2 separate regions of the Homo sapiens genome follow, and region 1 is linked to region 2. The links are chromatin loops, found by intact Hi-C in ENCODE. Cell type or tissue: K562. All regions are shown on one strand. Links, peaks and the distances in the headings refer to the core of each region. The heading gives the core; the rest is flanking DNA. Region 1 overlaps ZFYVE9 (zinc finger FYVE-type containing 9). Region 2 has its middle 19 kb from the start of NRDC.

What was found. Hi-C counts contacts between places; a loop is a spot of excess contacts. Peaks named below come from ENCODE experiments on the same cell type or tissue, not always from the same donor. Only the 100,000 strongest peaks of a DNase experiment are listed, where the experiment ranks them.
Region 1: it touches region 2 in a loop (4-fold over the local background); 3 of 110 quality-filtered maps call a loop at or near these places.

The regions. Positions count from the first base shown.
Region 1 is chr1:52,340,594-52,352,187 of GRCh38, forward strand. It overlaps ZFYVE9 (zinc finger FYVE-type containing 9), which reads left to right. Exons shown (of 19, transcript NM_004799.4): 18 at 4,175-4,351; 19 at 5,467-6,041. The coding sequence ends at 5,628. CC2D1B (coiled-coil and C2 domain containing 1B) reads right to left here. Exons shown (of 25, transcript NM_001330585.2): 25 at 10,004-11,594. Among named protein-coding and RNA genes, the nearest start is that of CC2D1B, 20 kb to the right of the region's middle. RefSeq lists enhancers at 9,609-10,583, 10,384-10,678, 10,584-11,557. In K562, for the core only: a CTCF peak has its summit at 8,244 (motif pointing left); a DNase peak (open chromatin) is centred at 8,271.
Region 2 is chr1:51,889,394-51,905,640 of GRCh38, forward strand. No RefSeq gene overlaps it. Among named protein-coding and RNA genes, the nearest start is that of NRDC, 19 kb to the left of the region's middle. RefSeq lists an enhancer at 7,934-9,133. In K562, for the core only: a CTCF peak has its summit at 7,645 (motif pointing right); a DNase peak (open chromatin) is centred at 7,658; H3K27me3 peaks cover 1,519 bases.

The DNA.
Region 1 (11,594 bases), core at 3,595-11,594, 450 kb after region 2:
CTTATTTCACTAATAAGAAAACTAGGCCAGGCACAGTGGCTTACACCTGTAATCCCAGCATTTTGGGAGGCTGAGGTGGGTGGATCACTTGAGGTCAGGAATTCAAGACCAGCCTGGGTAACATGGTGAAACCCCATACCCACTAAAAATACAAAAATTAGCCGAGGCATGGTGGTGCACACCTGTAGTCCCAGCTGCCTGAGAGGCTGAGGCATGGGAATCACTTGAACCCGGGAGGCAGAGGTTACAGTGAGCCGAGATCACGCCACTGCACTCCATCCAGCCTAGGCAACAGAGCAAGACTCCGTCTCAAAAAAAAAAAAAAAAAAAAAAAAAAAAACTAGGCCGGGTGTGGTGGCTCACGCCTGTAATCCCAGCACTTTGAGGGAGACCAAGGTGAGCAGATCACCTGAGGTCTGGAGTTTGAGACCAGCCCTACCAACATGGAGAAACCCCGTCTCTACTAAAAATACAAAATTAGCCGGGCATGGTGGTGCATGCCTGTAATCCCAGCTACTCAGGAGGCTGAGGTGGGAGAATCGCTTGAACCTGGGTGGTGGAGGTTGTGGTGAGCCGAGATTGTGCCATTGCACGCCAGCCTGGGCAACAAGAGCGAAACTCCGTCTCCAAAAACAAACAAACAAAACTAAAGCTCAGAGACTAATTAACTTGCTCAAGATTACAAGGCAAATAAATAATGATAAAATCCTGATTAAAACCCAGATCTGGCCAACTCCTAAGCTCTTTCCCACTGTATTAATTTGCTCCTTAACTTGAAAGCTGTATTAGAGGCTCACCTGGGAATGAGAGGAGCAGGGCAGTGACCCTTTTTTGTATGTACATGTCATATAGATCAGAAAGTTTATTCTCTTCATCCCCAAGAGGTCTGAGAAAAAATAAAATACGAAAAAAATTTTAAAAGTTCTCGTAAGCTGGTAGATCTTAGATCCCTTTATTACTTTTGAACCTCATGTATGCTCATTTGTAAAGGATTAAATTATAAGATCTCTAGGATTCTTTTCAGCTTTGAAACTCTTATGTTTTTTTAAAAAAATTCTACGACTTCTGGCTTTTCCATTTCACACAAAAGGAAACAGAGACCCAGGGTTGTTAAATCTCTTACTCAAATTCATATGGCTAGTTCCTGATAGCAGAGATGAGACCTGGTTCTCCAGTTCTGAGCAGTAGTCCTAAGGGACTCATCCTGCATAACAGGCTCCATGATTTCATATGCAGCCAAGGGATTTTAGTTGCTTGCTATGTAATGATTCGTCCCTTTGACACATTTTGAGCAGTGCAGAGTCTGGAACGTGTAAAACACTTTATGGCTTATAAAGCAGTTTGACCTCTGTTCCCTCCTTTTTGCTCCCCAGTAGCAGTGAGGTAGGCAAGCTACCCATCCTAAGATGCAGATGAGAAGACAGGCTCAAACAGGTCATGTGACTGTAACTTTGTGACTGATGTTGGTTAATGGCAGAGCAGGGGCCAGCGCTCAGGTCTCCTGACTCCCACTCGGTCATTTCATGCCACCACTCTCCAGTGCATCCAGGTACGGGGCTTCGGAGCTGCCTCCTTTGTAGTCCTCTCAGTGTAAGTTCCTTATGGAGCAGTAAGCTAGGGGTTGCTATATAGAAACATCGTGTATTTGCATTTCTGTGTCTTTTATATTTTGCCTTTTTTTTTTTTTTTTGAGACAGAGTCTCGCTCTGTCGCCCAGACGGCAGTGCAGTGGCGCAATCTCGGCTCACTGCAAGCTCCGCCTCCCGGGTACACACCATTCTCCTGCCTCAGCCTCCTGAGTAGCTGGGATTACAGGCGCCCGCTACCACGCCCGACTAATTTTTTTTTTTGTATTTTTAGTAGAGATGAGGTTTCACCGTGTTAGCCAGGATGGTCTCGATCTCCTGACCTCGCAATCCGCCCGTCTTGGCCTCCCAAAGTGCCTTTTTTTTTTTTTTTGAGACGGAGTCTCGCTCTTGTCACCCAGGCTGGATTGCAATGGTGCAATCTCGGCTGACTGCAACCTCTGCCTCCTGGGTTCAGGCGATTCTCCTGCCTCAGCTTTCTGAGTAGCTGGGACTACAGGCATGTGCCACTACACCCAGCTAACTTTTGTATTTTTAGTAGACAGGGTTTCACCATGTTGGCCAGGCTGGTCTCAAACTCCTGACCTTGTGATCTGCCCGCCTCGGCCTCCCAAAGTACTGGGATTACAGGTGTGAGCCACCGCACCCGGCCTTATATTTTGCCTTTATATAGTTTTATCTTTACAATAACCAGAGAAGTCAGGTGCTTTCCACTTTACAGAGGCAAATTAATTTTTTTTTTTTTGAGACGGAGTCTCACTCTGTCACCCAGGCTGGAGTGCAGTGGTGTGATCTTGGCTCACTGCAAGCTCCACCTCCCAGGTCCACGCCATTCTCCTGCCTCAGCCTCCTGAGCAGCTGGGACCATAGGCACCTGCCACCACGCCCGGCTAATTTTTTTTGTTTTTTGTTTTTTGTATTTTTAGTAGAGACGGGGTTTCACCGTGTTAGCCAGGATGATCTTGATCTCCTGACCTTGTGATCCACCCTCCTTGGCCTCCCAAAGTGCTGGGATTACAGGCATGAGCCACCGTGCCCGGCCGAGACAAATTAATTATTAAGAAGTCCTCAGCCTGGCCAGCATGGTGAAACCCCATCTCTACTAAAAATACAAAAATTAGTCTGGCTTGGTGGCAGGCTCCTGTAATCCTAGCTACTTGGGAAGCTGAGGCAGGAGAATCGCTTGAACCTGGGAGGTGGAGGCTGCAGTGAGCCGAGATCGTGCCATTGCACTCCAGCCTGGGCAATAGAGCGAGACTCCATCTCAAAAAAAAAGAAAAAAAGAAGTCCTTTGGGCCGGGTGCGGTGGCTCACACCTGTAATCGTAGCACTTTGGGAGGCTGAGGCAGGAGGATCACCTAAGGTCAGGAGTTCAAGGCCAACCTGGCCAACATGGTGAAACCCCGTCTCTACTAAAAATATAAAAATTAGCCAGGTGTGGTGGTGCACACTTGTAGTCCCAGTTACTTGGGAGGCTAAGGCAAGAGAATTGCTGGAACCCAGGAGGTGGAGGTTGCACTGAACTGAGATCGCACCACCGCACTCCAGCCTGGGCGGTGGGCAACAGAGTTGAGACTCCATCTCAAAAAAAAAATAAAGTAAGTCCTTTGGGCCAGGTGCGGTGGTTCATGCCTGTAATCCCAGCTCTTTGGGAGGCCGAGGTGGACAGATCACCTGAGGTCAGGAGTTCAAGACCAGCCTGGCCAACATGGTGAAACCCCATCTCTACTAAAAATACAAAAATTAGCCAGGCATGGCGGCACATGCCTGTAATCCCAGCTACTCAGGAGGCTGAAGCAGGAGAATCACTTGAACCTAAGAGGCAAAGGTTGCAGTGGGCAGAGGTCATGCCACTGCACTCCAGCCTGGTGACAGAGTGAGACTTTGTTTCCAAAAAAAAAAAAAAAAAGTCCTTTAACTTCCTTTAGTCCTCTAACGGACTTGCTCATGACCCTTCCTCTATGGTGCTAGGACTTAGGTCATCAGTTCCAAGTGTGTTCCACTTCTGCCTGTGCACAGTGCTGACACAGTTCCCGCCTCTATAGTGGCAGGGCTGTGTGGTGGAAAAAGCTCTGCAATAAAAGGCTCAGATGCCAGGCTCAGCCTGGCTCTTCCTCTGTCTCTTAAATTCTTCTGTGCCCTTGAGCCAGTCAATTCCCTTCTAAGACTAATTGTAAAATAAAGCAGCTGGGTCACGTCAGCTATAAGAGCCATTCTCTTAGACTTAAGATCATTTTCTAGGTAAATTGTCCACATACAGGGATTACCTTTTAGTGGCATACAATGCAAAATGGAGGCCTTTTCTAGTTCTGAGAAGAATGTGCCATTGCAACCATGGAGGCTTGCAGGGAGTTAGGCAGGCTGCTGCTGTCATTTTGTGGATGCAGAGATGGAGAGACAGGGATTGTTTTTTTTTTAGGTGGAAGACAAATGCCCAACTTTTCCTGGACCAGGGACTTTATGGTGTCCTGTTCCTGTCATGTCTTCTTGCACATCTTGGAGAATCAGGGTGCTCATATACAGTGAGCTAATCTACTTCTCCCAAAATCTAGGCACAAGTTTAAAAGTCTCTTTTGTTTGGGGAACAGGTGTTTTTCCTAGAAAACGATGACCAGCACAATTGCCTCAGTGATCCTGCAGATCACAGTAGATTGACTGAGCATGTTGCCAAAGCTTTTTGCCTTGCTCTCTGTCCTCACCTGAAACTTCTGAAGGAAGATGGAATGACCAAACTGGGACTACGTGTGACACTTGACTCAGATCAGGTATGATGTGTCTTCCGCAGCTTTTAAAGCTGGCCTTGGGCAACGTCTGTATTTCTGACGTGAGTTTTTCTGCATCACCCCAGAGAGCTTAATTCTCCGACCTTCTGGCCTGACTGGATATAGTGTTTTTGGCCCTCTCTTTAATAGTACTATACCCACATGTGATGCTTGGTCAGATTCTCTCAGAACCATTTGAACTGTGGCTTCTTCACCTGCATGCCTTCCAAGGAGCTGGTTTCCTTCTTAGTGTGGGGTAAAGAGGGGAGCATGTGGTAGGACCTGCCAGGTCCTGCCTTGATGTTTACAAATTGCCAGACCTCTCTGTTCCCTCAACCCTTTAGCTCCGAGTCACTTGGAACTTGGGTGTAGGCTCAGCTTGATCCCCCTTCCCCACTGAGTGAGTGTTAATTCTGCCCAGCAAGCTGCTTCTGGCCTGAGTGCTTATGAGGAGAAACTGGTTCCTGATCACAGGGTTGTGCCATTATCAGGGAATGATGAAAGGTTCTGTGTCTGGCCCCAGTTCCTGACTAGTCATCAATCAACAAATATTTATTTTCTGCTTAACGGCTTGCCCAATGCTATACTAATGAAGTATTCTGGTCCTATCTCACATAAAACAAAGAACAAGCATTTTTCTGCTAAATATGTGAGCCTCTTGAGGGCAGGGCCCTGTTACATTCATCTTTGGATCCCTGCATTTGTAGTTGCTCAGAATGGTGCATGGATGAACAGATGGATGCAAGAACAAATATTCAGTTCCTACTAGGTTAGGGAGCTGTACATTGTGTATTTCTCATTTTAATTTTCACAACCAAAGATTAAGGTATTATTTCTGATACTCCATACCTTTTTACACACCTCTACCCTTCCCCAGAAAACTAAGACCATAACAGGTTAAGTGGCTTACCCAGTGCCTCATGGTTGTCAAGTGGTCAGGAGGAGTAAACAACAGGATAAGTGATCACCCAGAAAAGAGGATAAATTTGTATTCACTGCCATATGTTTAGCCTATGGCCAAAAAGGACATCTCCTTTCCTGCTCAGCCTCCTTGCCCTCAGCCCTGGAGAGGCCTTCTCTGTTCAGTAACCTCTCCTCCTTTTCTCTCTGTGGTATAGGTTGGCTATCAAGCAGGGAGCAATGGCCAGCCCCTTCCCTCGCAGTACATGAATGATCTGGACAGCGCCTTGGTGCCGGTGATCCATGGAGGGGCCTGCCAGCTTAGTGAGGGCCCCGTTGTCATGGAACTCATCTTTTATATTCTGGAAAACATCGTATAAACAGAGAAGACTTCATTTTTTTCTGTTCAGACTTGTTGCAACAGCAGTCATACCCAAATCATTTGCACTTTAAAACTGGAAGATTAAGCTTTTGTTAACACTATTAATGGGGTGGGGAATAGGGTGGGAGTGGGGGTTTGGGAGACGGGTGGGAAAGGGTGGTTGGGGGGACCGATGTTCCATAATTCTAAGTCTTCTATGCATTGTCCACCAAGAAGATCTGGGCAGCTTCTGTTCCTGCACAACAGTTATGCTATCCTTGCAGCTAATCCCCTTCTGTTACTGTTTAGACAAGAATTCCGCTCCTCTCTCAAGATTTACTTATGGTCATGTGCTCAGAAATGCTCAAATGGGTACAACCATCACCAAGGGTGGGATGGGAGGGCAGAGGGGAAATAAAATATAAAGCATCAGTTCTTGCACTCTTTGTACAGAATTGGTATAAAAAGGATAATTCCACACTGATCTTGTCCCAGTTACATCACAGCTGTTTATCAAGTAGAAGTCACACTTAGATTTTTGTTTTTACCAGATTATTCATTGAAGTGAATCGAAGACTCAAGGGCTTAATCTACTCTTCCAGTTTCGGAAGGGCAACTCAGTGTAAATGTCATGTGGAGAGCAGAGGTGAGTTCAGGATTGCTGGAGATCTGCCCGTGTGGATGGCAGGTATTCAACTGGGTATTTCTGTGAATGCTGATGGAATACACCCAGGACATTTTTAGTTATAAATACTGGAGGAATTTAAAAATACATTTTATTGAGAAATAATTTAAACTTCTAGGAAGTTGAAAGTACAAAAAACCCCACGCACACTTTACCCAGATTCCCCTCTTGTTCACTTATTAACATTTTGTCCCATTTGATTTGTCAGGGTTTCTCTCTCCCTTTCTCCTTCTCCATAAAAAATTGAGGCATTTGAGAGTAAATTGCGTACATCATAGGCCTTTCCTCCTAAATGCTTATTTCCTAAAAATAAGGATATTCTCTTACACAACTGTAGGACAGTTCTCTACTTCAGTCAAACATGGATTTGATACTTTAACCTGGCATCTGCCCAGTGATGTTCTTTGTAGCATTTTTTCCCTCCAGTAAACCTTCCAGTATAGAATCAGACATGGCTATGGCTGTCATGACTCATCTTGATCTTTTATGTCATTGATATGTATTTTTTTTGAGACGGAGTCTCGCTCTGTCACCCAGGCTGGAGTGCAGTGGTGCAATCTCGGCTCACTGCAATCTCCGCCTCCCAGGTTGAAGCGATTCTCCTGCTTCAGCCTCCGGAGTAGCTGGGATTACAGACGCCCGCCACCACCCCCAGATAATTTTTTTGTATTTTTAGTAGAGACAGGGTTTCACCATGTTGGCCAGGCCTGAGCTCAAGTGATCCGCCATCCTCTGCCTCCCAACTCCTGATCTCAAGTGATCCGCCATCCTCTGCCTCCCAAACTGCTAGGATTACAGGTGTGAGCCACCGCACTCAGCCTCATTGATATTTTTGGTGAATGTAGCCACCCCCAACCCCACCCTGTTTTTTTTTTTTTAACAGAAAACAACTCAGTTTGATATTTCCTCATATTTAGAATCAGTTTATGTGTTTTTGCCCATAATGACTTGATATCCATCTGCCCCCTCATTGATAGTGGTAAATTTTGATCACTTGGTCAAGGTGTCCAACTTCTCTGTATATCCCCCTACCTGGAACTTATAACCAGTATATGTAGACTTTCAGACCATGCAAATCTCTTGCCTATGAAAGTGTCCCGTTAAATTAGCATGCATTGATGTTTCTTACCTGCACTGATCTTTTACTATGTTTGCAAAATGATTTTCCAATTCTAGCGCATTCTCCAGCTTTACAGGTTGCACTTGGTAATCTACTATAAGCAGAAGCCCTTCCTTCCCAATTTATTCATTTAATTTTCATTATACACTCATGGACTGTTGTTTTGCTTTGTTTTGTTTTGAAACAGTGTCTCACTCTGTCACCCATGCTGGAGTGCAGTGGCACAATCTTAGCTCACTGCAGCCTCAAACTTCTGGGCTCAAGCAAACCCCCCACCTTGGCCTCCCAAAGTGCTGGGATTACAGGCATGAGCCACCAAGCCTGGCCTTTTTCAGTGGTTCCAATTCATTATTTTGGTGCACAAATGGTCTCAGCTTTAGCTAGACAAGAGACCCTTCAAGCTGGCTCCTACATCCTGGTGATATGCTATTTTTTTTTTTTTTTTTTTTGAGTACTTCTTTTTTATTTCTATCCTAACAAGATGCTTCAGGCTTATCTTGTGCTTATCCTGCCCTAGCCCTGGAATCAGCTATTTCTGCAAGGAGCCCTGGCTTCTTTTAATGGGAGTGGTATTAGAAACCAAAATCTGGTTTATCCATGATATGTGTGATGCACTCTGACCTTTTTCTGTTTCATTAAAAATTTATTTTGATCTTAGACCAAATGGATTCCACAATGCACATTTTGAAAATACTGCTTTAGGGCAATGTACTCCATTGTCACTGGCATCTTCTGAAAGCCAAGGCTAAACTAGTTTTTCTGCAGTATTAGTACAGCTCCAAGAATTCCCTGGAAGCTAGCGCAGGCCTGTGGGACAGCGACAGGCTGCTCCCCAGTGGCTAGTGCTGGGTTTAGCACGAGGCAACAGCAGGCTGTGGAGCTGTGTTTGCGGCAGCAGCTGTTTTCCAGAGGCCTAAAGGCCTGGCCTGGGAAACATCTGGGTAGGTTCATCCTGCTCTCTGAGGTGGGAGCTTATAGTCGACATCTGCCTCTCCAAAGGTTTTACCGACGGTGGTTGCACAGAACTCTTACTGTGACCTTTCCCACAGGCTCAGAGGTACTCAGAGCTTCTAAGGGGAAGCTTGGCCCACAGAGCAGCAGCTTGTCAGGACCGAGCCCTGGTAACCACTACCTCCAAACCTGACAAGAACAGGAAGCACTTGTTAACAGGGGCAGCTTATTTTTGGTCTAATAGCCAGCTTTGTCTGAACATACCTCAAAAGTCTGGAACTTCTACAGGGACTGGTCCTGTTTTCCTGTGGTTTATCTTCCTGCTTGCCATTGTACTTATTTATTCTGGTTCAGTGCAAGCTTTTAAATTCTCCCACTAAGGACAAACTCTGGCCCTCAGATCCTTTCTCAGCTGCATCAAATGTCCTCTGTGTTTAGTAAAATCATTTGTGGAATTGGGCATAAAATAGCCAATGATAGTTAATTGTTTTCCTTGTTTATCCTTGCTTTTATACAATGTATATTGTAAGAATTATATAAAGCAAGGGGCTGAACCACATTTCGAAATAGGCAAATCTTCTGGATTGTAAACTTAAAGATTGAGATACAGCGATCCTTCTATACTTAAGAGGAATAGAATTGCCATTCTGGTAATTTATTAAATTTTTTAAAATTATTAAATGCTTATCAAATGCTAGGCAATGTATTTTTATCAACATCTTCTGAGGAACTACTGGACTCTAGGGCTACAGATTTGAAATTATGCCTCTGTAAATTCCCACGTCTTGTCTTCCCCCAGCCACAGTGGTTCCTGAGCACTGGTGGGCCCAAGATTTTCAGTTAAGTTTACCTCTAGATAACTGGTCACCTGGGAAATAATTTATGCATTTAACACATTTCAAACAACAATCAACCTGCTGAACATTGTTTCTGGAATTAGCAAGTTTGTAATGATGTTTCTATTTTTTTTTTTTTTGAGGTCGGAGTTTTGCTCTTGTTGCCCAGACTGGAGTGCAATGGCACTATCTCGGCTCACTGCAACCACCGCCTCCCGGGTTCAAGTGATTCTCCTGCCTCAGCCTGCGCAGTATCTGGGATTACAGTCATGCACCACCACGCCCAGCTAATTTTGTATTTTTAAAAGAGATGGGGTTTCACATTGGTCAAGTTGGTCTCGAACTCCTGACCTCAGGTGATCTGCCCACCTTGGCCTCCCAAAGTGCTGGGATTACAGGCATGAGCCACCGTGCCTGGCCGGTTTCTATTTTTATAATGCAAAAATAATAATCATGGCAATGGGAATTCAGGGATTGTATGTAGTCAGAAGGGCTAAGAAGTAGGGAGAAATGATGCCATTTTAGAGCCTGGGCAGCTGAGGCAGAGAAGAAACGAATCCATCTGTGGAGCTGACCCAGGTGCAAGCTCCCAGGATCTGCCAGTCTCAGTCGCATGGTTTCATCCTGAAAGCAGCTGCCCTTACTTAAGGGACAAAGTCTTTTAGGAGCTGCCCACAAATACTTGGAAAACAAGGCTTCAAAATCCAGAAGCAACAATGCAAATTTCAGAATGGTGCTGTGAGAAAGGAAAAATGTTAGAGTCACAGGAGTTTGCCCTTTAATTGTAAGCAAGACTTCTTGATTCTAAAAAATTTCTGTAGTTTATTCAGTTTGCTAATTCAGAAGAAAGTGTGCATTGCATGAGATCAAAGAATTGAAAATTTTAAAATGATTTGGGTTGTAGCTGGCTCCCAACTGCAGGTGAGTCACTAATCTCCAATGTTTGGATACTGTATTTGTGTTTGTTTTGAGACAGAGTCTTGCTCTGTCGCCCAGGCTGGAGTGCAGTGGTACAATCGAGGCTCACTGCAACCTCTGCTTCCTGGGCTCAAGGGATTCGTGTGTCTCAGCCTCCCTAGTAGCTGGGATTACAGGCGCCGGCCACCATGCCCAGCTAATTGTTTTTGTTTTTAGTGGAGACGGGGTTTCACCATGTTGGCCAGGCTGGTCTTGAATTCCTGACCTCAGGTGATCCACCTGCCTCAGCTTTCCAAAGTGGTGGGATTACAGGCGTGAGCCACTGTGTCCCGCCTGTTTCCTGTATGTGGATAAATCTCAGGACAAGATGAAGCTGGGACAGGCTCCTCCTACTACCAGTGACGCATGCATGCCTTTGGCTACAACAAAGGCCTTTTAAGAACTTCAATCTCCAAGTCTGGTGGGAGGCTTTGTCTTGCCTCGTCAGCCTGGAGGTTCTGTTTTGAAAGAGCAAAGCAGCAGACTGAAATTGAATGGGTTGCAAAGGAGAAACCTTTAGAGCTATAGAAAACTTTCTATCTATCGAAATAGGCCATTTCCAACAGAGGCCTGAATTTAGAAACTCCTAGAGCTGGCTGGAACTTTAGAGGATAACCACAGTGGTCCGTAACCCTCTTAGGAAGCACTGGGTTGGATACACACCCTAAGGGGAGTAGGTTGGGTTAGGAACCCTTCCAGTCACCTTTCTTTGCTCTATAGGTCATCTTATGAAGGCTAATCACCCTCCTTTTCATTCTAGATTATTGCTGTGTTGCATACACGTGACTGCAATTAAGTGTTAAATCTCACATCTGTGGAAGTTTTGGTAGCTCACTTCTGATAAGATTGGCCAGCCGGGTGCGGTGGCTCACACCTGTAATCCCAGCACTTTGGGAGGCTGAGGTGGGTGGATCATGAGGTCAGGAGTTCGAGACCAGCCTGACCAACATGGTGAAACACCGTCTCTACTAAAAATAAAAAAATTAGCTGGGCATAGTGGTGGGTGCCTGTAATCCCAGCTACTCAGGAGACTGACACAGGAGAATCGCTTGAACCTGGGAGGTGGGGGTTGCAGCGAGCTGAGATCATGCCACTGCACTCCAGCCTGGCTGGCAGAGAGCTACTCTGTCTCAAAAAAAAAAAAAAAAAAAAAATCGGCCAGAGGGCTCATGGGGAAAAAAGTCACTTGTGTGTAGTTCCCGCTCTGTGACCCACTAAAAGCTCTGCGTTTAAGGGCAGGGAAGCATGGTCCAGCCCTGTTATCCCCCAAAAGGACACATACAAAGCTCAGTTCTTGAGCTGTGCTTATGCAATACTATAGTGATCAGTAAGCTGAATGTATTTGCTTCACTTCTAACCTTTTTTAAAAGTGATCTTGAGGAATGCTTTGTTGATCTTGAATTAATAATTCAAAAAGGGGGTGGGGGAAGATGGGG
Region 2 (16,247 bases), core at 3,945-11,944:
TATATTGAGGATAATGGGAGATGGGATCCAGGCTTCTCACTGTAGATGTAAGGAGTTACAAATATGGAAAAGCAGAAAATTAGAATGAACTCTGTGGTGTTGGATTGGAATTGTAGGTATTTGTGTAAACTCATGATTTGCAATAGGTGGACATAGAATAAAACATAGATGTGTGTGTGTGGCCGGGCGCAGTGACTCATGCCTGTAATCCCAGCACTTTGGGAGACCAAGGTGGGTGGATAACCTGAGGTCAGGAGTTTGAGACCAGCCTGGCCAACATGGCAAAACTCCATCTCTACTAAAAATACAAAAACTAGCCTGGCGTGGTGGCACCCGCCTATAGTCTCAGCTACTTGGGAGGCTGAGGCAGGAGAATTGCTTGAACCCGGGAGGTGGAGGTTGCAGTGAGCCGAGATTGCACCACTGCACTCCAGCCTGGGTGACAATGCAAGACTCTGTCTCAAAAATAATAATAAAATGTGTGTGTGTATGTGTATGTGAGTATGTATATACATACATATATTTTCTAGCTATGTTCACTAAGAGGACCTAGGAGCAGTGACACCCCAACAGCAATGAGCATACCTAACACCTCCATTTTGGTTTCCAAATGCATTTTGCACTAAAAGGCCATTTTCCAATAAAAAGAACCAAAGCTTCCTGGAGAAATGACTGATTCCAAGGCTAGGGCAGAGAAGGTACAAGATGAACCTGGAACATCTTGCTAAGCCACAAAGTAAAGAAGTATTCATAGAATAATGAGAACATATCAAAAAGACACAGAGTCCAGCTTGGAGGGACTCTCACTCCCAGGGCCAGAATGTGGACAATTTGAGCCTCAAAATAAATAACAATAGTATTAATGGGAATTAATGTGTCTAAACTGCTGAATGAATGAATGAAAGAAGAAAACTTTTTGTTACAGTATAATACCAACAATAAATGTACAAGCAATGATGGAATTAGAAAATCCCCATTTGGCAACCATAACAGTAATAAATCAACCAAGAAACATCTATGTATGCTAAACTTCTTGGTACACATCTGATGAGGAATGGAATATTTACATAGTCTCAAAGTACCTCTTCACAAAATACTTATTAATTAAGAAGGGACAAAGAATAACTTAACAGTGGAAAAACCTGGCAAACACCACTTAATCTGTAAACTAATATTATTAGTAAGGAGACAAATTGAAATTGCTATAGCCTGACAGTATGTCACGAGGAAAAACCCAGCATGCCTTCTGTGCTATTCCTGCCCAAAATGCGTAACTTGAATCTAATCAAGAAGAAACACCAGACAAATCAAATTGAGGGATATTCTATAAAATAACTCACCTATAATCTTTACAAGTAGCAAGGTCATGAAAGTCGAAGAAAGACTAAAGAATTGTTCTGATTAAAGATTAATGAGACATAACTAAATGCATCACTTTCAATGACATTATTGGGATAACTGCTTAAACTTGAATGGGTTCTGTGGATTAGATGATAGTAATACATCAATGTTGATTTCCTGATTTTGAGAATTTGTGAATGATGGAACATCATAGGGGTAACCTACTCTCGAAAGGTTCAGAGGGGAAAAAAATACTTCTTTGTACTGTTCTTGTTACTTTCCTGTAAGTTGGAGATTATTTCAAAATTAAAAGGAAAAATGTTACAGAAGGGAGACAAAAAGGGTACCATTTGAAACACTGGAACTATCAGTGTCTTAAATGAACAATGTAAATTCCTGAAATTGGGGGCAGAAAAATGGTGTTTGTGGGGGTAACAGTAGTGATTATTCTTCCTCTACCCACACTCTCCAAGATCCTACTGTGCTCCAGTCTGGTTGACCTACCTCCTCATAGAAGCCTTCTTTGACTATTACAGCCCACACTCATTCCATACCTGAACTTTGACTATTACAGCCCATATCCATTCCATACCTGAACTTGGGATACATGTTGTTGGTATCATTTCCTTGGCAGTAAATCATATATAACCTGTGACTTCTCTTGTACTATTGTCTTATATAAATTTTGAACTCCTGTTTAAATCTTCTCATGAATATTGCCTCCCTAATTATATTGTAATTAATTTAGGAGTAGATGCCATATATGATCTCTTTTCCTTCCCAAAGTACCTAACACATGTTTTGCAATCACATTTCCACATCCCAAGGACTGTCAAGTAATAATTAGTCTCACTTAGCAAATGCTTTTTGCATACCAACTATGTATCAGGCACTGTAAATAATAATTTCCTACATGCATAGGATGCATTGGCTGGGCGCAGGGGCTCACGCCTGTAATCCCAGCACTTTGGGAGGCAGAGGTGGGTGGATCACGAGGTCAGGAGTTCAAGACCAGCCTGGCCAAGATGGTGAAACCCTATCTCTACTAGAAATATAAAAATTAGCCAGGCGTGGCAGAGGGCACCTGTAATCCCAGCTACTCGGGAGGCTGAGGCAGAGAATTGCTTGAACCCGGGAGGTGGAGGTTACAATAAGCCAACATCGTGCCACTGCACTCCAGCCTGGGCAACAGAGCAAGACTCCATCTCAAAAACAAAAAACAAGAAACAAAACAAAAAAAACCCCACAGCTTCCAAGTCCAGTGGTTTTTCCACTCCACTATAGGAAACAGGTAACAAGTCTGGACACAGTGATGGACTTATGTGGGTTGTATTAGTTTTCTATTACTGCTGTAACAAATTACCACAAACGTAGTGGCTTAAACAATACAAATGTATTATTTCACAGTTCTGTAGAAGTCCGACACAGTTCTCACTGGCCTAAAATTAAGGGGTCGGCAGAGTTGCATTCTTTTCTAAAGGCTCCAGGAGATTGTCTGTTTCCTTGCTATTTCCAGCTTCCAGATGTTGCTCACATTCTTTAGCGTGTGTTCTTCTTCCTCCATCTTCAAAGCAACACTGCATCTCTCTGTCTTTCTTCCATAGTGTATCTTCCTCTGACTCTCTATTTTACTTTTTTTTTTTTTTTGACAGTGTCTCGCTCTGTTGCCCAGGCTGGAGTGCAGTGGCACAATCTCGGCTCACTACAACCTCCATCTCCCGGGTTCAAGCGATTCTCCTGCCTCGGCCTCCTGAGTAGCTGGGACTACAGGTGCCCGCCACCATGCCCCGCTAATTTTTTGTATTTTTAGTAGAGACAGGTCTCACCGTGTTAGTCAGGATGGTCTCGATCTCCTGATCTCATGATCCGCCCACCTTGGCCTCCCAGAGTGCTAGGATTACAGGCGTGAGCCACTATGCCTGGCCTATTTTACTTTTAAGGATGCTTGAGATTACGTTGGGCCAACTCCAATAATCCAAGATAATCTCCCTATTCAGCTCATTAGTAACCTTAATTTCTTCAGCAATTTTCATTCTCCTTTGCCATATATCTTAACATATTCACAGATTCCAGGAATTAGGACGTAGACATCCTTGGGAGGCCATTATTCTGCCTATTGTGTATATGTTCTTTAAAATTTCACTTCCCAAAGGTCTCCTGAGTGCTTTCGCACCTTAACTCATGGTGTGACCACTCCTTCCATCTATTGAAAATCAGTCATTAGATTCCAACAGGACAATTCGTTTACTGGTATACCAACTTTAGCAATTACTTTCTGTGAAAAATAAGACGGATTTACAAAAGTTAATATCCTCTGAGTCCACTGACTCCTTATTCAACGGTAAGGAAATTGAGGCCAGAAACATTAATAACTTGCCCAAGGACACACAGCTAGCAAGTGGCAGAGCAGGAATTCAGTCTTAGGTCCTACTACAAAGCTCACAGCTTTTCCATTACACCATTTTGTCACCAACAGCTACTCCTAGGGCCTACATCAAATGCCTGTGGTTTAAACGTTAATTCATTCATTTGGGTTATCCACTTTATGGACTGCCTTGAAAATGCAAATTCAAGGAAGAGAAGAAGTCAAATTGCCTCTGTTTGCAGATAACATGATGGTATATTTACAAAACCCCGTAGTCTCAGCCCAAAAACTCCTTAAGCTGATAAGCAACTTCAGCAAAGTCTCAGGATACAAAATCAATGTGCAAAAATCACAAGTATTCCTATACACCAATAATGGACAAGCAGAGAGCCAAATCATGAGTGAACTCCCATTCACAATTGCTATAAAGAGAATAAAATACCTAGGAATACAACTTAAAAGGGATGTGAAGGACCCCTTCAAGGAGAACTACAAACCACTGCTCAAGGAAATAAGAGAGGACACAAACGGAAAAACATTTTATCCTCATGGATAGGAAGAATTGACATCGTAGAAATGAACATACTGCCCAAAGTAATTTATAGATTCAATGCTATTTCCATCAAGCACCATTGACTTTCTTCACAGAACTAGAAAAAAACTACTTTAAATTTCATATAGAACCAAAAGAGAAGCCTGTATAGCCAAGACAATCCTAAGCAAAAAGAATAAAGCTGGAGGCAACACGCTGCCTGATTTCAAACTATACTACAAGGCTACAGTAACCAAAACAGCATGGTACTGGTACCAAAACAGATATGTAGACCAATGGAACAGAACAGAGGCCTCAGAAATAATGCCACACATCTACAACTACCTGATCTTCAACGAACATGACAAAAGCAAGCAATGGGGAAAGGATTCCCTATTTAATAAATGGTACTGGGAAAACTGGCTAGCCATATGCAGAAAACAGAAACTGGGCCCCTTCCTTACACCTTATACAAAAATTAACTCAAGATGGATTAAAGACTTAAACTTAAAACCTAAAACCATAAAAACTCTAGAAGAAAACCTAGGCAATACCATTCAGGACATAGGCATGGCAAAGACTTCATGACTAAAACACCAAAAGCAATTGCAACAAAAGCCAAAATTGACAAATGGGATCTAATTAAACTAAAGAGCTTCTGCACAGCAAAAGAAACTATCATCAGGCTAAACAGGCAACCTACAGAATGGGAGAAAATTTTGCCAATCTATCCATCTGACAAAAGTCTAATATCCAGAATCTATAAGGAACTTAAACAAATTTACAAGAAAAAAACAAACAACCCCATCAAAAAGTGGGCAAAGGATATGAACAGACACTTTGCAAAAGAAGACATTTATGTGGCCAACAAACCTATGAAAATAAGCTCATCATCACTGGTCATTAGAGAAATGCAAATCAAAACCACAATGAGATACCATCTCACGCCAATTAGAATGGCGTTCATTAAAAAGTCAGGAAACAACAGATGGAGAGGATGTAGAGAAACAGGAACACTTTTACACTGTTGGTGGGAGTGTAAATTAGTCCAACCATTGTGGAAGACAGTGTGGTGATTCCTCAAGGATCTAGAACCAGAAATACCATTTGACCCAGCAATCCCATTACTGGGTATGTACCCAAGGGATTATAAATCATTCTACTATAAAGATATGTGCACACTTATGTTTATTGCAGCACTATTTACAATAGCAAAGACTTGGAACCAATCCAAATGCCCATCAAAGATAGACTAGATAAAAAAAATTGTCACATATACACCATAGAATACTATGCAGCCATAAAAAAGGATGAGTTCATGTCCTTTGCAGGGACATGCATGAAGTTGGAAGCCATCATTCTCCGCAAACTAACACAGGAACAGAAAACCAAATACTGCATGTTTTCACTCGTTTGTGGGAGTTGAACAATGAGAACACATGGACACAGGGAGGGGAACACCACACTGGGGCCTGTCAGGGGGTGGGGAGCAAGGGGAGGGACAGCATTAGGACAAATACCGAATGCATGCGGGGCTTAAAACCTAGATGATGGTTAGATAAGTGCAGCGAACCACCATGGCATATGTATCCCTATGTAACAAACCTGCACGTTCAGCACATGTATCCCAGAACTTAAAAAAAAAAAAAAAAAAGCAGTGAGAGAGAATGTTGTATTCTATCTCAGCCCAGAATAAGCTGTCCTGAGGTCATCTATTCACTCCCCTGTGCTTCTGTTGTCTTCAGTTACAATGCAATTTTGATGATCCCAAAGTCACTGTTTTAAGAGGGCAAGTTTTGCATTAAATGCTTATTTACTGTTGCTCTGGTATATTTAGAAAACAGAGCAGCCTGTTGAGAAGTAAGCATCTATTCAAATCTCCCTTCTGATTTTAAACTTCAACCATCAGGAGCCACACAACCTACTCACACCACTCTGTGTGCGGACTTCCTTGTATCTGCCCTTTCTTTTCCCTCTTCCTGGAAGGTCCTCTCAACTCTCTCCCATCCCTAACACCCAGACATTTATACCTAGAGAATACTTCCTAGTCCTTTAGCCCTGTTTCTAAACTTTCTCCTGCTCTCCAGGTACAGACAGATACCTGTCTTCTTTCCTCCAGCACTTGGTGTTACCATTTATCTCACAACTCTCAAATTTTCTGTTTCATTGGCAGAAGGACAGAAAGTGTTTGCAGGCAAAAGGAGGACATCACACAAAAAAAGAAAGAAAATGCAAATTCAAGCAGTAGGAGCATACCATCACTAAATATATTTTGAATTTAATGGATTTAATATTAATATTCATTTCCATTAATCAAAAGTGATGAACCCCAGTGGTCCCTGACCTGGAATAATTTTTAACATTACAGGGCCAGTTTAGATCATGCACCATGATGCTGGTCTGTGGGAAAATGTGGGAAAAGTAAATCAGCCTAGTCAATCTCCTATAGCATCCAAGTCCCTCTGTCTCCCCAGCTCAAGCAATCCTCCCACATCAGCCTCCCGAGTAGCTGGGACTATAGATGTGTACCACCATCCTTGGCTAATTTTTGTATTTTTTGTAATGTCGGGGTTTCAACATGTTTCTCAGACTGGTCTTGAGTTCCTGAGCTCAAGTGATCCACCCACCTCAGCCTGCCAAGGTGCTGGGATTACAGGCGTGCGCCACTGTGCCCCACCTCATCCACGTCTTAATGTTGCTTTACTGTACTCTTCTCATTGTACATGTGTCTTGTTTGGACATTATGTTCTACAGTGTCACTCCTAAAGTAGGGGGTTTTGCAAGTCTTCAGATGAATTCTTTGGTAATATCAAGGAGCTACTGACAAGAAGTTGTGAGGAGTCATCACAAGTCAGCTTGAGAAGTTGCATGTTATTCATATAGTTGAGAAAGGAGCCCTGGGTTAAACTCACTGCTTAAGAGCCATATGACCTAGGGAAAATTAGGTTATTTCTCTAAGCCTCACCTTCTTCCAAAAAGGGATATTAATTCCCACTTAATAGAGTTGTTGTGAGAATTAAATAAAATGATTGATGTACAGGTGTGTTGTAAAGGAAAAGAAAAACATGTGTGATAGATGTGCACATGAGTGTATACACAGACACTTGTGAACGAAAACGAAGGCCTAGAAGATGCTGGGTTCAAATCCTGACTCTGCCACTTGTGTGATCTTATACCAGTCCTGAATTCTTGAAACTCTCTTAATCTTAATTTTCCTCATTATAAAATACATTTGTTATAAGATTATTGTGAGGATTAAATGTCATTATGTTCAAAGAGCACTTATTACAGAGCCTGGCCCAAAGTACAAGTTCAAGAGCTGTTGGCACAGCATAAAGATCTCGGCTCTTTTTAACCTAATTCACCCGTTGTGGCCGGAATAGGTGATTTCTTGATAAACCTCAAGGTGGAGCTAGAGACACAGAAGTGGGTGTCTTCTTCAACAAGAATGTTTGGTCTTAAGGGGGAAGAAGAAGCAGACTTTCCATCTTGATTTTGCCAGGACACATCCTATCTCCCTTTAAACCACCACCCATGTTCCTCCATTATGAGAGCCTTTGGGGTTTTTTGTTTGTTTGTTTGTTTGTTTGTTTTGGGTTTTGTTGTCAAAAAAAGAGTCAGACAAAGGAGCATTCAATAGATGTTGTTCTGGTTTTGGTTTTGTTTTGTTTTGAGACAGGGTCTCACTTTGTCGCCCATGCTGGAGTGCAGTGGCACGACCTCAGCTCACTGCAGCCTCTACCTCTGGGATTCAAGCCATCCTTCTGCCTAAGCCCCCCAAAGTAGCTAGGACCACAGGCATGTGCTACCACACCCAGCTAATTCTTGTATTTTTTGTAGAGACGGAGTGGGGGAAGTGGGGAGGTTCTGTGGGGGTCGGAGTTTGGGGGAGGTGGGTGGTTTCACCATGTTGGCCAGGCTCAAGCAATCTTCCCGCCTCGGCTTCTCAAAGTGCTAGGATTACAGGCATGAGCCACTGTGCCCAGCCTAGAAGTTCTTTAATATTGTGAATTCACTTCTACTTGGAGAAAATATGTTATCTGGTACATAGAAGATGACTATATAGTTTTGAAAAAACAAACCTTTATTACATTTTATTTTCTTCTCATCCTTCAGCCCACAGACCAAAAGCAGGTTTTGTCTACATTCCACTCATGTGACTGATTTCCTGTCTGTCAGAGCCCAGTCATCTTTCCAAAAGGAATACTTATCATAGCTCCCATATTTCTCATTGGGAAATATGGGAAATAGCTCCCATATTTCTCAATGTAAATAAGACTCCTAGAAGTCTATCTTAGCATCCCAAGATTCCAGGAATATAGATTAGGTTTCAGTGGTTTTCAAATGAGCCCTTTGAAGTTATATATTGATAAGCTCATTAAAAACTCAACTCATTACTTTCAGTACCGCCTTGTAGGCTAAGTACCTATCATATATAATTAGAACCTCATGAGAATAAAAAAAAATCCGCATAAAAGATGAAAATACTACCAAATATCAGCCTTAACATGCCACTACTTTCAGAACTTAGAAAATCATTGCTACTGGCCGGGTGTGATGGCTCATGCCTGTAATCCCAGCTACTCAGGAGGCTGAGGCAGGAGAATCACTTGAACCTGGGAGGCGGAGGTTGCAATGAGCAGAGATTGCACCACTGCACTCCAGCCTGGTGACAAGAGCGAGAATCCATCTAAAAAAAAAAAAGCATTGCCACAGAAACAGAGCTTAGATTCCCCCAAAATCTAGCTGGGTAAGAGAAACCCCTTCTATGTATAAATAAAGGATGAGTAAGAATTAGTTAAGTGAAGAAGAATGAAAGGGGAGAAGGATGATTCCAGGCAGAGTTCCAGGACATGAGAAAGGTCAAAGAAAGGAATGCTCTTGTAGGTTTGAAAGTAATTGCATATGGCTCAACCGGAAAGGTTGAGAGGAAAATGGCGAGAGTTAAAACTGGAGGGGTGAACTGGAGATAATTATTAAGCCCTGCATTTTATGTTAAGGAGTATAGACTTTATCCTGAGAGAGGGGGAGCTACCAACATGCATCAGATGAGGCAGAACAATATCATTTCCTGCTTTAGAAAGATCATTCATGACTGCAAGACAAAGAACGGAGGAGGGCAAGGCTAGGGGGAAGGTGTGCTAGATATTTTCTGTTTGCATCTCCAGATACAGTAAGTCTTCAATGTCATCGATAGATTCTTGGAAACCGTGACTAAGGGAAACAATATATAAAGAAATCAATTTAGCTGTAGGCTAATTGATATAAATAAGTTCCTATGGCATATTTCTGGTCACGAAACATCAAACATCTAAATAAAGACCCAAAACACTTCTAATATTAAACCTTGAAATATAATAAATGTGAGCTATACATACATTTAAGAAAGATTAATAAAAACAAGTATAAGATAATTATTTTCCCAATTATTCCAGGTCAGTGTTACAGGTCGCCAGAGCCTATCCCAGAAGCAGAGCACAAAGCGGGAACCAGTCCTGGACAGGACGACATTCCCTCACAGGGCACACTCTCCCACACGCCACACTCACTCAGACTGGGACCATTTAGACACACCAGTTCACCTAATGTGCACATTTTTGGGATGTGGGAGGAAATTGGAGTACCCAGAGAAAACCCACGCAGTCATGAGGAGAATGTGCAGACTTCACACACGGTGGCCTCTGCCAGGAATCTATTTTTTTCATCAACGTTATAATGAAACGTCGTTGAACATAATGACATTATTCGAAGACCTGCTGTACTCCCTCTACTTACCTGCTGCATATCCCAGAAGTTTGACCTATGTGGGCTCCTGCTGGACTCCTTTGCCCTCTGGCTTTTGGTTGAGTCCGGCATTGGGAGATAGCAGTAGGAGATCAGAGGTCATGGGGAAAGACAGGTCCAATAATTTATCCCCCACCTCCCTCCCTAGCGAGTCTTTGTGTGAGGACATTTCTCTCCACCAAAGGTCACTGCTCTTAGCAGACAGCATCTGCCACACAACTGCCCTCTTCAGATTCTGGTAATCAAATCACTCCCCCCACATCCCTTGTTACTACCTTTGGGTAGTGATGATTAGCTAGCTGTTGCTAGCTAGCACTGGGGAAATTTTGTATCCCTTTTTGGTCTCTCTAAACCCTGCACTCATTTTGTAAATGATTCCTTTATTAAGCACTCCTCAAATTATCTAGTTTGAGTGTGCCATCTGATTCCTGCAGGACTCTGAAACAGAAAGAAACCAAGAATAGTATGGTAGCTAGCATTTATTGCCTCCCAGGCATTCTTCTAAGCAGTTTATATATATTAACTCATTTAATTCTCACAGCAACCCTAAGAAGTATCCCTCCTTTACAGATGTGGAATCTGAGATATAGAGAGATTAAGGCGATTAAGTAATTTTCCCAAAAATGCACAGCTAGTGAGCCAGAATTCAAATCTACATAGTCTGTTTCCAGAACCTGTGTTCTTAACTACTAGGCTCTTCTGGTGAGGTAAGTTGATGGTGTAAATTGCAGCAATAGGCTGGGCACGGTGGCTCATACCTATAATCCCAGCACTTTGGGAGGCCGAGGCAGGCGGATCACAAGGTCAGAAGATGGAGACCATCCTGGCTAATACGGTGAAACCCCGTCTCTACTAAAAATGCAAAAAATTAGCTGTGCGTTGTAGCAGACACCTGTAGTCCCAGCTACTCGGGAGGCTGAGGCAGGAGAATGGTGTGAACCTGGGAGGCGGAGCTTGCAGTGAGCTGTGCCACTGCACTCCGGCCTGGGCAACTGAGCGAGACTCCGTCTCAAAAAAAAAAAAAAAAAATTGCAGCAATATCAATGGAATGGGGAAAAATGAAGAAATTTCAGAGAGATTGTTGCTAATCCCAGGAGGATCAATTGAGGGCAAGAAGCAATGAGATGCATTGGTTATGAATACAGATTTTTTTTTTTTTTTGAAACTGAGTCTTGCTCTGTTGCCCAGGCTGGAGTGCAATGGCACGATCTTGGCTCACTGCAACCTCCGCCTCCTGGGTTCAAGTGATTCTCCTGCCTCAGCCTCCCCAGTAGCTGAGATTACAGGCACTTGCCACCACGCTCGGCTACTTTTGTATTTTTTTAGTAGAGACAGGGTTTCACCACGTTGGTCAGGCTGTTCTCAAACTCCTGTCATCAGGTGATCCACCTGCCTTGGCCTCCCAAAGTGCTGGGATGGCAGGCATGAGCCACCGTGCCAGGTTTTTTGTTGTTTTTTTTTTTTGAGATGAAGTCCTGCTCTTGTCACCCGGGCTGGATGAGGCCTCAGCCTCCCAAGTAGCTGGGATTACAGGCGCCCACCACCACGCCTGGCTAATTTTTTTTTTTTTTTTTTTAGTAGAGACGGGGTTTCACCATGTTGGCCAAGCTGGTCTCGAACTCCTGACCTCAGGTGATCCACCTGCCTCAGCCTCCCAAATAAAGTGCTGGGATTATAGACGTGAGCCACCACACTTGGTTCTTAATAAATCTTTATTAATAAATCATCCCAGAGAAACAGGGGGGCGCCTGTTGGAATTTAGAAATATTAGCTCTAAAGTGCCATCCTCTGTGGCTGAGGACAACCCTGAGATCAAACCAGCCCTTCCTTTCCTTTGGATGCCCACAGTACTTTTGTTGTTTTTATGACTGTCTTTAACTCTGATATCACATTTATTGGTTTATATGTCTCTCCCCGCCAAGCTCCACTAGTCCTGATTCATACTCTTATCCTTAGTTACTCTCATCATATGAAGCACATAGTAAGTACTCTATAATATTTGTTGAATGAATGAATGACTCAGTACTCCTAGGAAATTATTCCCTGAGTGCCACTGCACTCCAGCCTGGCAACAGAGTGAGATTCCATCTCAAAAAAAAAAAAAAAAAAAAAGGGCTTGCTGGGACCGGGCGCAGTGGCCCATGCCTGTAATCCCAGCACTTTTGGGGGCCAAGGTGGGCGGATCACCTGAGGTCAGGAGTTCGAGACCAGCCTGGCCAACATGGTGAAACCCCATCTCTACCAAAAACACAAAAATTAGCCAGGTGTGGTGGTGGGTGCCTGTAGTTCCAGCTACTTGGGAGGCTGAGGCAAGAGAATTGCTTGAACCCAGGAGGCAGAGGTTGCAGTGAGCCAAGATTGTACCACTGCACTCCAGCCTGGGCGACAGAGCAAGACTTCATCTCAAAAAAAAGGGGGGGCTTGCTTCCTGGAGAGGGTTTGCCCTTTTTGCCCCTTCTGTTTTTTCCACCTTGTGGGGATGCAGCATTCCTCCCCTCCAGAGGTTGCGGCAACAAGGTGCCATCTTGGAAGCAGAGAATAGCCCTCACCAGACACCAGTTGTGATGGAGCCTTTCCAGCCTCCAGAACGGTGAGGAAATAAATTTGTACCATTTATAAATTTCCCAGTCTTGGGTATTTTGTTATAGCAGCACAAACAAAGATAAGTGGAGTCCTTTGGAAGAGGGAACAAGTGAAGGAAGGGAAAGGGGTGACGCTGATCCTAGTAGTCAAGAGATATTTATGCAGATCTAACTTGCTGAGGTTGAGCAGTCTTATGGAACAGAAGTATTTCTAGAATCATATTTTTAATATAATGTAAAGAAATCTGCTCATGTGATGGGTAAAATATATATATATATACATATGCATATTGTACACACACACACACACACACACCTATGTTGAAAATAGCTACTTATTTTTAGCTACTGTTCTTTTAAAGAGTTGGTTTATTGAGTCATACAGAGACAACCCAAGTATTTAATGTAGACAATTAATAGCTGATTCAAAGACATCCTATATATCCACTGTGCAAAGCAGAAGCACACCATTAAGGAGGGGCTAGAGGCCTCCCTTTCTATAGGCACAATTTTTATTCAGGCAGCTCTTGCAAAAGCTGGGAGTTGGAAAAACGGCTCCCTGGCTGGGGATTGTGGCTCATGACTGTAATTTGAGAGATTGACGTGAAAGGATCACTTGAGGCCAGGAGTTCAGGACCAGCCTGGGCAATATAGCGAGATCCCATCTCTCAAAAAAATTGTTTTTGAATTAGCCAGGCATGGTGGCATGTGCCGGAGTTCTAACTACTTGGGAGGCTGAGGTGGGAGGATTGCTTAAGCCCAGTAGTTCAAGTTTACAGTAAGCTATGATTGCACCACTGCACTCCAACCTGGGTGACAGAGTGAGACCCTGACACTGCCCCTCGCCCCCAAAAAGAAAAGAAAAACAGTTCCAATAGGTGTGCAATAGTGGACTCTGTTTACTGTTACCAACTCATTCTTGAATAAAAATAGGGAAAAGAATTCTCCAACTTAAGCAGACTGCAGAGATTTTAGGAAAGGATTTAAATAAGACCTTGGACCAGGAAGGACTTTAAATTTGTGATGGATTAAACAGTTTTCTTCACACACCTCTCTAGAACTAGCTAGACTATGATTTCTCCATTCTTTCAATGTCCTTCCAAAACACCATCATTACCACTACCCTTCAGCTAAAACGTCTAAGTTATCAGCAACTTCCTTGTCTAGGTATCATCCCATCTGTTCAGAATAAGCATTCGGTTCTCTTCATTCAAAAAATGGGTATTGGATACCCTCAATGTGCCAGAACCTGTGTGGGACCCGGGGATTGAAAAGGAAACAAAACGTTCTTCCCCAACCTCCAGAAGCTCACTACTAGTGGTGGCAAAGACTCACATAACTAGCTGGGTCACCTAACACTCTGTATCTTAAAGGATCTCCCAGTAGTATCCCATAAAACACTGGGTGCAGCTGCCAAGGCCAGAGGAGGTTGAAACGTGGATGGTTGAGAGAGGTCCTCTTCTTTGCTTCTCTTACTGCCAGTGCTGGAGTGGGTTCCTTTGAATGTGTCCCATGAGATGTGATGGGGGCTGTGTTTCCAGCACCAGTCCGTATTCTTGCTATCAGTGTGAATCCCTGCCCAGGTTTCAGAGGCTCTTCAGGATGTGAAGGAAGACAATACCCTACTCCAGTGCTACACTCAGCCAAGAATTACCTTGCTCCTTCCTCCTTACTGCATTGTAAATTGACCCTCATAGCCATTTTCCGTTAGAATAGATGCAAATTCCAGTATCACTGACACATCCCAAGCCACTGTTCCCCTTCAATACCTGTCCTGATTCCTGAGTTAGTTCATTGCTTCCATCTATTTCCATTTTCTTGGTAACTGTATTCATTCAAGAAGGATTTATACTAGGCAGAAGTACAATGTAGAGGTTAAGGGTGGAAACTCTGGGAGTTCAATCCCAGCTGTGTGTTTACTAACTGTATCACCTTAGGCTGATTAACTGTCCTCTTTGTTTCCTCATCATAAATTGGGGATAATAATATTACCATAAGGATAATAATAGAACCTGTCTAATAAGGTTGTTGTGAGGATTAAATTGATGAATATATAAAGGGCTTAGAATAGTGCTTGGAACCTAGTAAGAGCAATATAAATGTTAGCTAGAATTGATCTAAGTTCTAATATTAACTCATTTAATCCTCAGAATCACCCTAAGGGGTTGGTACATTTATCAATGAGAGATTTTGTAACAGAGGTTTTAAGTAAAACAGAGGCTAAGTAACTTGCCCAGGCCTCTGACAGTACTGCGTGAACAAAACAGGCAAGATCTCTGTTATCACGGAAATTTCATGAAACAAATAAAATAATTTCATGATGATAAATGCAATGAAGAAAACAAAATAAGATGAAGGTAGGCCGGGCGTGGTGGCTTACGCCTGTAATCAATCCCAGCACTTTGCGAGGCCGAGGCAGGCAGATCACCTGAGGTCAGAAGTTCGAGACCAACCTGGCCAACGTGGCGAAATCCTGTCTCTACTAAAAATACAAAAATTAGCCGGGCATGGTGGCACATGCCTGTAATCCCAGCTACTCTGGAGGCTGAGGTGGGAGAATCGCTTAAATACGGGAGGCAGAGGTTGCAGTGAGTCGAGATCATGCCATTGCACTCCAGCCTGGGCAACAGAGCAAGACTCCACGTCAAAAAACAAAACAAAACAAAAAGATGAAGGTATGTGATAGGGTCACTTCTCTAAGGAAGTGACATTCCAGGGACTTGTTGCCCGTTCCTGCTACTGGCCTGTGTTCAGAGCCACTGTGGTTTACCTTAACACACTTCAACAATTCTGCATCTTGGTGAAGCTACTGGAGTCTCATTTCCTTTGTTTAAGGAGGTCCCCAGACCCCTTAATGGCTATTTGCCTACTGCTTATTTGTTTCACTTCACAGGAAAATGTATTCTGCATCATTGGACAATCTACTCCACAGATAACCAGAAAATTACAATATGGCACAGGAAGTTCTATGGCAAAGGAAAGGAAAAGGGGCTGTGGCTTCCCAGAGGAGGTACCTAACTGAGCTTGGTGGACAGAGGAGTACAAAGAATAGTATATGCAGAGGCTCTCATCTAAAGTGTGCCCCCCAAAATAAACAATAAATAAATAAATAAATAAAGTGTGCCCTAGTCATCTTCTCAAACCAATGAAAGCTTGACTCTCATTTTTCTGGTAGCCCTATAGTTTCAAAATACTGTTTACTTTGTGTGTGAAGGTAGAGGAAACAGGCACTTCCAGGATATTGCAGGCAGTAGTGCCCATGAGGAGGCCCTCATACTTCTGCTGGGATCTCTTGGGTACCTCAAGTGTTTCTATCTTCCACCAGGACACTGAGGAGGCAGGGCGGGCGGCAGCTTTACTCTCAGCCTGCTGCTAGCTCATATAGCACCTGGATTCCTTTCCTAGGGCTGCTGTCACAAAGTACCACAAAACTAGGTGGCTTCAAAAAACAGAAACAGATTCTCTTAACAGTTCTGGAGCTGGAAGTCCAAAATCAAGGTGTCAACAGGGCTGGATGCATCTGGAGGCTCTGAGGGAGCATCTGCTCCATGCCCATCTCTTTGCCTGTGGTGGCTGCCAGCAATCCTTTGCATTCCTTGGCTCATGGCTGCAGTGCTCCAATCCCTGACTCCATCCCTGGAAA